Regions from separate parts of the Homo sapiens genome. Here region 2 is linked to region 1. A link is a contact called in ENCODE Hi-C or POLR2A ChIA-PET data. All regions are on one chromosome and are shown on one strand. Each heading gives the region's core, a stretch centred on a gene start or an enhancer-like site at or near the end of the contact. The rest is flanking DNA. Distances are from core to core; before and after follow the strand shown. Region 1 holds the start of METTL4 (methyltransferase 4, N6-adenosine). Region 2 has its middle 35 kb from the start of MYL12-AS1.

The links. Hi-C counts contacts between places; a loop is a spot of excess contacts on that map. ChIA-PET counts read pairs that join two places held with the same protein, here RNA polymerase II (POLR2A). Pooled maps may share reads with other maps.
Region 2: a loop to region 1 is called in a map with no recorded cell type, with 7 times the contacts of the local background. The contact joins the enhancer-like site here to the promoter of METTL4 in region 1. A Hi-C loop is called at or near these places in 1 of 37 single-sample maps with no recorded cell type and 5 of 50 pooled maps. POLR2A ChIA-PET finds 5 or more read pairs at or near these places in 1 of 52 experiments (activated naive CD4-positive, alpha-beta T cell).

What each region holds. Positions count from the first base shown.
Region 1 is chr18:2,567,985-2,574,865 of GRCh38, forward strand. METTL4 (methyltransferase 4, N6-adenosine) reads right to left here and starts at 3,521. Exons shown (of 9, transcript NM_022840.5): 1 at 3,165-3,521. It overlaps NDC80 (NDC80 kinetochore complex component), which reads left to right and starts at 3,573. Exons shown (of 17, transcript NM_006101.3): 1 at 3,573-3,699; 2 at 4,993-5,102. The coding sequence starts at 5,002. It also overlaps the pseudogene LOC100128926. RefSeq lists enhancers at 2,614-3,536, 3,419-3,578.
Region 2 is chr18:3,293,786-3,300,666 of GRCh38, forward strand. No RefSeq gene overlaps it. Among named protein-coding and RNA genes, the nearest start is that of MYL12-AS1, 35 kb to the left of the region's middle. RefSeq lists enhancers at 966-1,260, 3,421-3,500. Within about 2 kb of position 3,311, at least 21 of the 41 ENCODE cell types and tissues checked have a DNase peak (open chromatin) inside an H3K27ac peak, as active enhancers do.

The DNA of each region.
Region 1 (6,881 bases), core at 2,271-4,770:
GGATAACTAGGTTTCTCAGAACTAACCTTTTTTCAAAAGATGGATTAGAGTTCTAGATATTGCTTTCTAAATCCAGTGCAGTGGAGAACTTAAGAGGGGACAGAATAAGAAATAAATGAGTGCTTAATGGCACAATTAATAATCACAGCATTTAGATTCAAATTTCTAACTCCATGAGTGAGATTATGATGTACATTGGTTTTCATCCACAGTTCCTGGCTCACCGCCCCTGTAGCCTTACTGAGTGCAGGGATGAAGGCTGAGTTGATCACCAGTGACCAATGATGTAATCATTCATGTCTGTACAATGAATTTGGGAGATGTGACACTATCTAAAGATAGAAATAGTGTCAGAAATGAATTAGAGGGAAGAAGGGGCGAGCCTAAGAGTGACAGTGACACATGATGGCAGTCACCACAGGCTCAGGAGTAGGAGTACCTCTCAATTTCCAACTGTTGGAAGAACCTGAAGGTTAGAAAGGAGTGGCTGGGCATGGTGGCCCACGCCTGTAATCGCAGCACTTTGGGAGGCCGAGGCGGGCAGATCCCCTGAGGTCGGGAGTTCAAGACCTGCCTGGCCAACATGGTGAAACGCTGCGTCTACTAAAAGTACAAAAATTAGCTGGGCTTGGTGGCATGCGCCTGTAATCCCAGTTACTCAGAAGGCTGAGGCATGAGAATCACTTGAACCCAGGAGGGAGAGGTTGCAGTGAGCCGAGACTGCACTACTGCACTCCAGCCAGGGCAACAAGAGTGAAACTACGTCTCAAAAAAAAAAAAAAAAGGGAGTATGAGATGGCACAGATAGCTAGAGTCTAGAAGATGATAAAGACATGACACTTACCAAATGGACAGGGATGATAATTGGGCCTTCAAGAACAATTTACAAAAACTGAATATACAGCTTTAAAATAGAATGTGGACCTAAATACCCAGCAGCACTCCCCTTTGTAAGATGTGTAACAAAAATTAATGCTATTCTAAAGGAGTGGTGGACTCAAGAGCCATTTCAGTGCTAGCTAAATAGCAGAATTCAGATAGCATCAAAGTTGTCTTGGAAGAGGTTGAACAGCTAATGACATCTAAAGAAAACATGAAACTCCCTCAGCAGCCTGAAAGACACTGTTACAGTAATTAATCAAAAAGAAAAACCATAGTCCCTTTTCCCCACACCCATTCAATTTAAGCAGTCTTCATTTTCAACAGTAGTAAATTTTCTAGATACATCTTGTAGACCTCACAGTACTAGAAAGGATGCTCCTATTCAAAAGAAATGTATCTTAAGATACTGTGAATGATACTAACTTTTTTGTCCATTTGAATTATGTAAGTTGTGCTATAACAAATCATCCTGTCAAGCGACAGGATCAAGCAAGTATATTTAAATTGATTCCCATCATAACTGGTGGGGTACATCTAATTCAACTGTGGAAAGACCACACAATCACCTTGCTTCTCCTTACATGGCCTGGAGTCTCCGCCTTCTCCCCCTACCGCTCTCCCTTCCTCCCACCCCCACCCACTGCAACAGCCCTCTAGCCTGGGAGGCTTGTTAGAGTAGACGTGAAGATCACAGCCTGTGGGACCACTGCTGAGTGTGTGGGCACTCAGTTTAAGTATTCAGTGATGCTCCTTCCAAACCACTGTCCTGTCCCCACCTCTTCCACTCCCACCCTTGGCCAAAGCACAGATCATAAGCCCTCTGCTCCGCTCCCCTCTGAGATTCGCCTTCCATGAGGAATTCAGGGCTTTCCCCATATCTTCTCTTCCCCACCTTTATCAAGAGATGCTGCTCCCTCCCCGTCAAGTCTCTTTTTGCACTGTCACCACCCAACACTTTCCACGACACTTCTTTGCTTTGACCAGAAGCCATAAGGTAAGGTTGGAAGAACATTTATTCACTCTCCACCAGCCTAGGAAATTAATAGTGGGTCCTCAGCCCTGCCACCTTCTGCTGTTATCATCAGCCTTTTAACTCAGGTTTTGATATGGTGAAAAGAGTCACCAGGGTTATTCAGACACCCCGGCTGTCAGGGTCCTTGGTGGTTAAACCTGGGAAAAGGCCACATGAAGACAACTGTAAGCACACATGATCCCTCTGAATTGTTTTCTTTTCCTGCAATTGTGCTTGCTCTTAAAAATTGAAGTTTTAAACAGGGCTCACATGTGATCATCCTTCCATCTATTGGAGTCTAGCTTGAAATGTGACAACCGGAACCAAAAGAACCTTGAATTTGGTGCCTACTTTGGTTTTGGTGCTGCTGCTTCTCAAGATCCTCAGCAGGGATTAAGAAGTTGGGGTGCACAGCAGGAATATCAGGAAATTGGCAGGCTTGACTTCCTGGCAAATTGCTAGCAGGACCACTAAATGCTGAACTGTACTGTGAATGTATACCGAAATACAAGCAATTATTTCTGTACTAAAGGTGTTTTTAATTTTGTATTTGTGTAAAACCACCTTTGGAAGCAGCAACTATCTAGTCAGAAAAGCAAATGATGTTTCCATTAATCTTTTCTGGGGAAAACATTAGTGCTAAGGATTTAACAATCTGTAGGTAAAGTTTAACCTAACAGTATTCCACAAGGAGACTTTTTATTATCAGACGGTTGCCTAATTTTCATATAATTTTTATATTAATATAATCCTTGGTTCCTCCCCATCCCCTTCATAGGCCACAGCTGAGGTGAAAAGGGTCCTGGAATGGCTAGTGAGAGCTAGAAATTCAGACGGGAAAATTGAAACTCAGAGCAGAAAGGCAAGCTGCCCAAAAATAACAACGCTAGTTAATGGCACAATTGCTACCAGACCCAAGTATCCAGACTTCCTGGAGCTGTGAGATCTTTCATCACCACCACTCTCCAGGTACCGGGCAGTGCCTGTTTCTGGATTCAAACTCACAGCAGCGAGGAAATCCTATTTTAGCAAAGTGATCTACTGTTACTGTTGTTAGTGCACCCCTCTCCTGCGTCTCTGCTTCACATCCACTCCCTCGCCGCCCGCCCCCAAACACTTGGATTCTTCCTAGCCTCTCACAGGTCAGCCACCACCAGAGGACCGTGAGCCTCCGGCAAGTGATCAAATACTGAGCCCGAATTTCGGCAGCCGTACCAACGCAATCCTGGGAGCCCATTCCACCCACTCCGCAGCCCCTCTCCCACCTCACCTCTTCCCTTGTCAGAAAAGCGGACGCCGCCTTCCCAGACTCTCCTCATGAAAACAGCACCCATCTAAATAGTGATCATGAAAAATGCCCCTTCCAGTCCACAGAGAAAAAGCTTTCTCCTTTTCTAAGAGTCCATGGGCGCCGCCATGTTGCTGTACGGAAAAACGTTTCCAGGGCGAGTTGAGCGTTCAGGGCACTCCTCGGCGCTCAAGCTGCCCACAGGTCTTCCGACCTAACTTTAGGGGTCGTGCCAGTCTTCGTAGAGACGGCCACACTGGCCCACAGACCCCAGTTCCTGGGGTGACGCAGCTGGGCGCGACCAGCACGCAGCCTTCCAGCGACGAGGCGGTCGCATGGAAGTTACTGCGCGCGTCGTGCGTAATGACGTCAGCGCCGGCGGAGAATTTCAAATTCGAACGGCTTTGGCGGGCCGAGGAAGGACCTGGTGTTTTGATGACCGCTGTCCTGTCTAGCAGATACTTGCACGGTTTACAGAAATTCGGTCCCTGGGTCGTGTCAGGAAACTGGAAAAAAGGTGACTGAATGACATCGGATTAACTTTGTTTCTGCAGAGCTGTTCTGGAGGAAGAAAGTGATGGCGCCAATGACTTAAATTTAGAGGTCCTGAGGCGATGTTTTGGTGTTTGTTTGCTGTTGGGAGAAGCCTCGAGGCCAAAACTGTGCGAGGCGCTGGTTTCACGGGATCTATTAAATTTCTAGTGGCAACGATTTCCCAAGGAGGAAAGGGGAGGGCCTGGGGGACACTGATGAGGAGTGGAGGCTCGGGAGAGGAAACGGGGAAGAATTGAAGGGGGCGGAAAGAGATGGACAAGAGAGGACTCGTTGGGTGGGTTGCGTCTGAATACTAGTGTAGCTTCTTATGGCCGTGTAGGACTGCGTGTAGAAGTCTTCATCTTAAATCATGAGAGCTACATTCTAAGTGGAGATTAAACGTGGACACACAGGTGTGAGTGGAAAAGTTGAATAGATGAACAAGCGCATATTGAAGAGGAAATAGGCGGCCAAAATCAAGAAGAGTCTAATCAGTGTAAAAGACTAAGGAGTACCCAGAGAAGTAAAAGGATTGTCACCTTCCTGAAAGCCAGGGCAGGACCTGAGAAGGCTGGGTGCAGAGATGAGACAGGATCAAAAGTTTTGTCAATCATGTGTATCCTAGGAGACAAATTTTTTAGCAGATGTGAAGGGAGTGACCTGTTAATGTGGTTTGTAAATGGAGGCAGCCTATAGACCATTTTATGGACCGGATGATTTATCCTTGTTGAAGGGGAGATTGATGCCAAAAGGGCAGTAATTGAGGAAACAATGGGTTAAGGACAGAGCAGGAGAGATTGACATTAGGAAAACAGAATAATTCCATTCTCTGAAACCAAAGAAAAGGAAACATTTTGAGGTGAATAAGAGAATTTGAGGTAATTTTTTTGTCTTCCTATTGAAATAGGCACAGCCAACAGCAGTAATGTGGTCTGGGTAACAGACAGGGCTTTAGCTACCACGGATACCCTTGTGAAGGCAAAAACCGTAACTTACTCGTCTTTGCATCTCCTGCATTGCCTAGCACACTCCCCTATATATATAGTGGGCAGTTAATAAATGTTTATGTTGAATATTTTTAAATGGAATTAAATAGATGTTCCTTGCAAATGAGAACTTCAGTGTACATGAACAAAAAAGAGATACCCCAGGGGAAAGATGATGATCTTGAAGAAACAATGAAACCTGACTGTCTTTCTGTTTAAGGATAAATAGTTGCTTAATGTACCATCTCTGTCTGGAAAGTTTTTTTTAAATACTGAATTCGTGAATGTAGGTCATAAGCATGAAGCGCAGTTCAGTTTCCAGCGGTGGTGCTGGCCGCCTCTCCATGCAGGAGTTAAGATCCCAGGATGTAAATAAACAAGGCCTCTATACCCCTCAAACGTGAGTATTTCCCTTGTGGTTCTAATTTGCATGCTTTATCATCTTAGGCAAAGAAATCATAAGAAATAGTTAATATAAAGATGTAATATGAGTGATGTCTTGGTGAATCTTGTCTGTTCCCAGGGGTACCTAATTTTGGATCAATGAAATCTAAAAGTGGGCATGATACTCTGCTAGGTGTTGTTTGTGTCATTTGTTTCACAAATTTCCAAAGCCAAATGCTTTACCAGGCACCCCCTAAAAGGACTGTTAATTCTTGTTCAGTACTCTCTTATTTTTCTCTTTTATTCTAGAGCTACTTGTTTAAGCAGGCTCTGTGCTGTAACTTAGAGTTCACTGAGATATTTCCAATTAGCAAAGCTTCAATCAAATCAGAGCAAAATTATTTGCTCTCATAAGGTATAATATAGTAGCAGCCTACAAAACACCACTCCTCCGAACTCTTTCCTCAAGATTTGCTGGAAAAATATCTGAAAGAACCTGCTGTCATAAACTATAGTTTTTCATTATGAGTGATTATCTTCCAGATAAGAGAAGGCTATTTGTAAGCCATTGTAGAGCTGTATAATTCTTCTCTAGTACCGAGGTACAAGTTACTTGCTAACTGTTTTTAAATTACTTGGATTTACATAGTATGAGCCTATGTTACTTTTAGAAATTTGAAATATTTATATATTTTTCCTTTTGAATACTGTAAACCAAGAAAATGTTTGTGCTGTTATACATTACTTATACCAAAAAAAGTTATGCCTTTAATTGTATTAGAAGCTAAAAGGTCACCATTGTCAATGTTTTTTTGCCTGCAGTTTAGATAATGTAATAAGTGCAGCTACATTCTAATACAGAGCAGGCTCTAAAAAAAAAAAATGTAAATGTGGTTAAGATAATGGAAATCATAATGTAGATAGGGTTTTTGTTCTGCAGAGAAGCAAAAGACTTAAATCTGCATAACAAGCCTTACCTTTGACCATTTTGTCTTAACTGGACTTCCTACCTACACTTTTCTTTCTCTTGGTAAATAAGTGAAATAAGCAGGGAACAGACAAACAGCACATGTTCTCATAGGTGGAAGCTAAAAAAGTTTATCTCATAGAAGTAAAAAATAAAATGGATGCTAGAGGCTAGGAAGCATAGGGAGAAGACGGAAATAGGGAGAGATCTGTTAAAGGACACAAAATTATAGCTAAATGGGAGGAATAAGTCCTGGTGTTCATAGCACTGTATAATGACTATAGTTAACAATAATATATTGTATAGTTTTAAATAGCTAGGAGAATATTGACTGTTCCCAACAAAGAAATGATAAATGTTTGAGATGATGGATATGGTAATTACTCTGATCTGATCACTGTACATTATATGTATCACAGCATCACTGTGTACCCCATAAGTAGGTACAATTATGTGTCAATTTTTAATTTTTTCTGTTAATAATTTAAAATCAGAAAGTAATAATAATAATGATATTTAGGCCTGAAAGTATGTTCTGTGTCTTTGGGCTACAAATTTTCTATCTTGTACTTTACCTTCAGGGTTTTTTTTTAACCTTGTTTTTACTCTTTGGAAATGCAAATTTAGGGTAGAAAATGTTTAGATAGTTATTAAAAATGAGATGAGTAAAACAGACCCTGCTGAGGTTAAAACGAAGACTAAATCTACCAAAGGGTACATACACCAGAGGGACCTCTGCTGGTCCCCCAACATTACAAGCATTATAACTTATAGTACCATGTTTAGCCCATCCTATTTATAACAGCTTTCATGACTGCTAAACATTTT
Region 2 (6,881 bases), core at 2,061-4,560, 730 kb after region 1:
GAGTCAAGGGTGAGCAAGGAGACTCAGCAAATTGAAGGTGCCTGAAGCCAACACATGCTTCCTCTTTCAAAGAGATGGAGGACAAGGAGCCTGTGCACAACTGAAATTCACCAATGAAGTGCTGAGGAGCTGTGGATTTATCTGCATATCTTGGACAGAGGTCACCTGGGGCAAGAATAGCTGTCACGATTCAGCAGCTGATTTAAATATGACATAGCTGTCATTCAGGAGGATACATGATCTGTGATTTTACTAATATTTTAGGTTTACTTGGTCCTTCTATCCTTTCCTATCTACAAGTAGCACACTTGGTATTTCCATTCTTTTAATCTATGCTTACCAAACATATGTTCTGTATATGCTATTTATGTTTAACCTAAAAGATTTCTAACTTAGTACATTTGCTATCATTCCTCAACATGTTTTATGAGTGTCACCTATTGTTCTACTTGTTTGTTTCTCTTGTTAATTTCAGAAGAATTGAATATTCTCAAATACTACAGAAAAATCACATTATAGAAGTAACGATAGCATAAATAGACTTTTTGTACTCAACACTTGGCTGTAATGGAAAAGAGAAAAAAAAGTTATTTGCTATAGGGATTTACAGAATCATGGGAAGCTTAAAAAAAAAGAAGCTGAAGATAAAGAACAGCCAGAGACAGAAGTTAATTGATGAAGCATGATTACTGAGAGAGAATAAAAGGTGGAGGGAGAATTGGTAGGAGATCGTATTCTCTTACAGGAGAAGAGGGAAGGAATAATGGGTGGCAATGCAAATATGTATCCAGTGGTGGGTGGGATTCACCAGGTGTGTTTCAGTTTACTTTGTGAAATAATTTGGCTCTTAAATAAGTACTTCCAGGCACTGGTTGATTGATTTACAAATGTTTACTTTTTATTAAGTGTGGTGTGGTGGCCTTGTAATGTATTGACTTGGCTAAGCTGAACTACGTTTTCCACAATTTTGTTTCTTGTATGTTTCTGGTTATGGTGGGCCATGAGGGAGATTCTTGTGAGATTCAGAAAGCAGATGGGAAGCTGCAGTCATTTTGTAGCTCACACACATTGTTGCTGATCTGCTGACTCACCTCATCAGCATGAAGCGGCAGCTGGGCCTGCTCTACCTTCCACTGGGTTTTCCCTCAGCTTCCCTGACTCCTGGGCCTGGTGTGTGTGTGTTTAGTTCCATGAGGTTGGGTCCCCACTATCAACACCAGAAGGAATATGAACTGACATGAGTTTCAATTTGTCCTGCTGGGTTCTAGTTCATGCTGTGGGTTCCAGTCTTTTCTTGATCTTCCTCACTTTATATCCATTGTCGCTTTCCAACTCTCTGCCCTCTGGACTTCAAGCTCCAGTACCAGATGAAAGGACTACAGTCTTACAGAGACTCTTTAACCAGTTCCAACGTTTGTGGAAGGCTGTATTTCTATGAAATAATATCCTCAGATCATGCCTGACTTTATGTTAATGATATCACTCAGGATAGGGGCTGGACATGCCACAAAAGCCATCCATGTGACTGGAGGGTTGGGGCTTTGAGCAATGTGGATATCAGCCTGACTTCTGACCTCTGACCCCCAGGAAGGAGCAGGGGGCTGGAGACTGAATTCGATCACACTGCCAATGATTCAACCAATCATGCCTACAAAATAAAACCCAAATAAAAACTCTGGACATGAAAGCTAGGGGAAACTTCCAGGTTGATAATCATACATCAGTGTGCCAGGAGGATGACAGGTCCTGAGCATAAAGAAGCTTTGAATTTGGGACCCTCCCAGACTTTGCTCCCTGCACCTTTTCATTTGGATGTCCCTGGTTTGTGTCTTTTATAATGAAACACTAAGCCTAAGTATAGTGCGTGCCTGCATTCTGTGAGTTGTTCTGGTCCATTATTAAACCTGAGGAGTTAGTGGGAATCCCTGCATTTGTGGTCAGTTGGTCAGAAGCACCGGTGGCTCAGGAACCCTGGAACATATAACAGCTGGTATCTGGGGTAAGAGGCATCCTGTGAGTGGCTGTTCCCTTAACCTGTGAAATTTGACCTTACTCCAGGTCAGGATTGTATTGCAAAGAGAAAATAATGTATGGATCCCCTTGTAGGCATCACCTAGCTTCAATAATAATCAGCTCATGGCCAAACTTGTTTCATCTATAACCCCTCCCATTTTCCTTTCATCATTATCCCTCAGCCCTCTTACCTGCATCACTAGATTACTTTGAAGTAAATCACTGACAAATCATTTTGTCAGCAAATCACTGATATTTGTTCATACATATTAAAGCAGATATCTCTAAAACAAAAGACCGCTTCCCCTCCCACTTTTTTTTTTTTTTTTTTTTTTGAGACAGAGTCTCACCCTGTCACCCAGGCTGGAGTGCAATGGCGCTATCTCTGCTCACTGCAACCTCCACCTCCCAGGTTCAAGCGATTCTCCTGCCTCAGCCTCCTGAGTAGCTGGGATCACAGGCGGGCGTCACCACGCCCGGCTAATTTTTTATATCTTTAGTAGAGATGGGGTTTCACCATGTTGGCCAGGCTGGCCTCGAACTCCTGACCTCATAATCTGCCTGCCTTGGCCTCCCAAATGCTGGGATTACAGGCGTGAGCCACCGCGCCCGGCCTCCCCACCTTTTTTTTAAGAGACAAGTTCTCACTCTGTTGCTCCCAAGATGGCAGATTGGAGGCAGTGTTAGCATGCCTCTTCCACTTGGAAAGACAAGATAGTGTGTAGAGACTCACACACTGTGAACTTTTCTCCTAGAAGCAACACAGGAACTTAACAGGAGAACTGAAAGAAGCCACTGACCCTTTGAAAGAAGCACTGGGCTGCAGCCTACACCATAAGCCAGTGGAAAACTAAGTTCCCCAGAGTGAAAGAGGAATAAATTGCCTCTGGAACATACACTCCCACTTGGGAATCTGGCAATAGAGGCCCATGAGGGAAGAACTTAACCCTATCCAGCAATGGAGCTGATTTTAGTGAGCAGTGGGGAATGTATGAGAAAAAGCATCATTGGGACGGGCTTTGCATGCACTCCCAGGCTCCAGTGAGGATGGAGGGAAGACATTCCCGACCCTACCTCACAGAGGACTGTGCAGAAATCTGCCAGCTAACTCAGACAGCAGTCACAGGTTGGCAGAAGTTCCCAACTGGGTTCACAATATAATGCCGAATGGGGACAAACCCCCTTGGGCAGAACCAAGGAGTGACTGGGAAATGTGCTGCAGCCACGGGTGCAGGAGCTGGGCGCCCCTGCTTCACGGGCAGACTGGGAGGGGCGTGGCTTGAAAGCATTGGTTGTTCTCTCCTTCAGGAAGGCTTATGGCATGGGGCAGTCTTGAGTTCTGAATGCGGACTGCCTGGATTCTAACGAGCTGCTGCAAGCGGAACCCTGCGGGTGAGGGACCGGCCTTGCCAAGTGCATGGGCGCTGGTGGGGCTTACTGCCGCCTGCTACTCCCCAACCCCTGTAGAGAGACTTCTGTGCAGCAGAGGCAGCTGCACCCCTCCCTGCAACATTACCCCTGCGGCCAGAAAAATGCTCTCTGACCCCCACAGGGGCCACTGCTTACCCCGCATGTGGGGAGCCACAGCGTGAACCTGCCTGATCCAGCCGCCACCTGGCTTTGCTCCTTCACTTGCTCTGGTAGCTTAACACAAAGGACAGAAATTTTTTGGCGCTCTATGGCCCCACCCATTACCTGAGTCACCAGAGTACCTCCCCTGGGTAACATGAGGCAAGCACAAATCCCACTGCTACTACGGCAGCTGGTGCTCTTTGGCAAGCGCCACCTTCTGGCTGGAGGCCAATTGACAGTCCATTACAGCATCTCCAAGTAGTGTAACACTGCACCAAGGAAGGAGAAAACTTGTGCATGACCTCAGCTGTCACCATTGCCTGCATCGTTCTGGCTAACCAGGGGGTCCTGAGTCTGTCCACATGACCAATTCATTACTACTACTACTGGCATTTGAGAAATCTTTACCAGACAAAGAATTCAAAAGGTTGATCATTAAGCTACTCAAGGAGATATAAGAGAAAGGTGAAAAACAACATATAGAAATTTAAAAATCAATTCAGGATATAGATGAAATATTTTCTAAAGAGATAGATTTTTTTAAAAAATCAACCAGAACTTTTTGAAATGAAGGACACATTTAGGGATTTAGGGAATTACAAAATGAGCTGGAAAGTTTTAACAATATTCTAGACCAAATAGAAGAAAGAATTTCAGAGCTCTAAGACAAGGCTTTCAAATTAACCCAATCAGACAAAAATAAAGAAAAAAGAATTAATAGAAATGAATAAAGCGTCCAAGAAATATGGTATTATGTAAAATGGACAAGTATAAGAACTATTGGTGTCCCTGAAGGAGAAGAAAAAGCAAAAAAAAAAAAAAAAAAAAAAAGTGAAAAACTTCTTTGAGGGAATAATTGAGAAAAACTTCCCTGTCCTTGCTGGAGATTTAGACATCCAAATACAAGAAGCTCAAAGAAGTCCTGGGAGATTCATTGCAAAAAGGATATCACCAAGGAACATAGTCATCAGACTATCTATAGTCAGTGTGAAGGAAAGAATTCTAAGAGCAGTGAGTCAAAAGCATCAGGTAAGCTATAAAGGGAAACCTATCAGACAAATAGTAGACTTTTCAGTATAAAATTTACAAACCAGAAGGAATTCGAATCCTATCTTTAGCCTTCTTTTTTTTTTGAGATGGAGTCTTGCCCTGTTGCCCAGGCTGGAGTGCAGTGGTGCAATCTCAGCTCACTGCAACCTCCACCTCCCAGGTTCAAGCAATTCTCCTGCCTCAGCCTCCTGAATAGCTGGGAATACAGGTACATGCCACCAAGCCCAGCTAATTTTTGTATTTTTAGTAGAGACGAGGTTTCACCATGTTGGTCAGGCTGGTCTCGAACTCCTGACCTTGTGATTCACCTGCCTCAGCCTCCCAAAGTGTCTTTAGCCTTCTTAAATGGAATAACCCTCAGCCAAGAATTTTGTATTCAGTAAAATTAAGTCTTATAAATACAGACAAAATAAAGTCTTGTTCAGATAAGCAAATGGTGAGGGAATTTGTCACTATCAGACCAGCCCTACAAGAAATGCTCAAAGGATTTCTAAAGCTTGAAACAAAAGGTTGATATAAACCAGAACAGAACCTCTTGACACATAAACCTCATAGGGTCTATAAAACAATAACACAATGAAGAAAACAAAATATCTAGGTAACAATCAACATGATGGCTGGAACAGTAGCTCACATCTCAATATTAATGTTGAATGTAAATGGTCTAAATGCTCTACTTTAAGGTATAAATGGGCAGAATGGATAAAAAATCACAAACCACATATCTTCAGTCTTCGAGAGACTCACCTAACACATAAGGATTCTTATAGATTCAAGGTAAAGGAGTGGCAAAAAATATTCTGTGCAAAAGAAAACCAAAAGTGAGCAGAAGTATCTATTTTTATGTTAGATAAAACAGACTTTAAAGCAAGAACAATAGAAAAAAGACAAAAAAGTCATTACATAATGATAAAAGGATGAATCCAACAAGAAGATACTATAATCCTAAATACATATGCACCTAACTCTGGAGCTCCCAGATTCATAAAACTATTACTTCTAGATCTAAGATGAGAGATAGACAGTAACATAATAATGGTAGGGGACTTCAACACTTCACTAACAGTCCTAGACAGATCATTGTGGCAGAAGGTCAACAAAGAAATGCTAGTCTTAAACTACACTCCAGAACAAAGGGACCTAACAGGTATTTACGGAACATTCTACCCAAGAACTGCACAATATACATTCTTCTTATCAGCACATGGAACATTCTCCAAGATAAACCATATGACAGGCCACAAAACAAGTCTCAAAAAACTTTAAAAAATCAAAATAATGTCAAGTATCTTCTCAGACTACAGTGGAATAAAACTAGAAATCAACTCCAAAAAGAGCCTTCAAAACTATACAAATACATGGAAATTAAACAATCTGCTGCTGAATGATTTTCGGGTTAACAATGAAATTGAGATAGAAATTTAAAAATTATTCAAAATGAATGATAATAGTGATACAGGGTATCAAAACCTCTGGAATACAGCAAAAGCAGTGCTAAGGGGACAGTTTATAGTACTAAATCCCTATATCAAAAAGTCTGAAAGGTCACAAATTGACAACCTAAGATCACACCTTAAGGAACTGAAGAAAGAAGAACAAACCAAACCCAAAACTAGCAGAAGAAAAGAAATAACAAAGATCAGAGAAGAACTAAATGAAATTGAAACAAAAATTACAAAAGATTAATGAAACAAAAAGTTGGTTCTTTGAAAGGAGAAATAAAATCAATACACCATTAGCTAGATTAACCAAAAAGAGAGAAGATTCAAATTAGCTCAATTAGAAATAAAAATGGAGACATTACAACCAACACCACAGAAATACAAAAGATCATTAGAGACTACTATGAACACCTCTATGCACAAAAACTGGAATATTTAGAGGAAATGAATAAGTTCCTGGAAACATACAACCCTCCTAGCTTGAATCAGGAAGAAATAGGAATTCTGAGCAAACCAATTACAAGCAGTGAGATTCAATCAGTAATAAAAAATTACCAGCTAGGCATGGTTGCTCATGCCTGTAATCTTAGCACTTTGGAAGGCAGAGGCAGGCAGATCGCTTGAGCCCGGGAGTTAGAGACCAGCCTGGGCAACATGGCGAAACCCCATCTCTACAAAAAAATACAAAATTTAGCCAAATGTGGTGGTGCACGCATGTAATCCCAGCTACTCGGGAGGCAAAGGTTGGAGGATCACTTAAGCTTTGGGAGGTCATGGGTGCAGTGAGCTGTGATTGTGCCACTG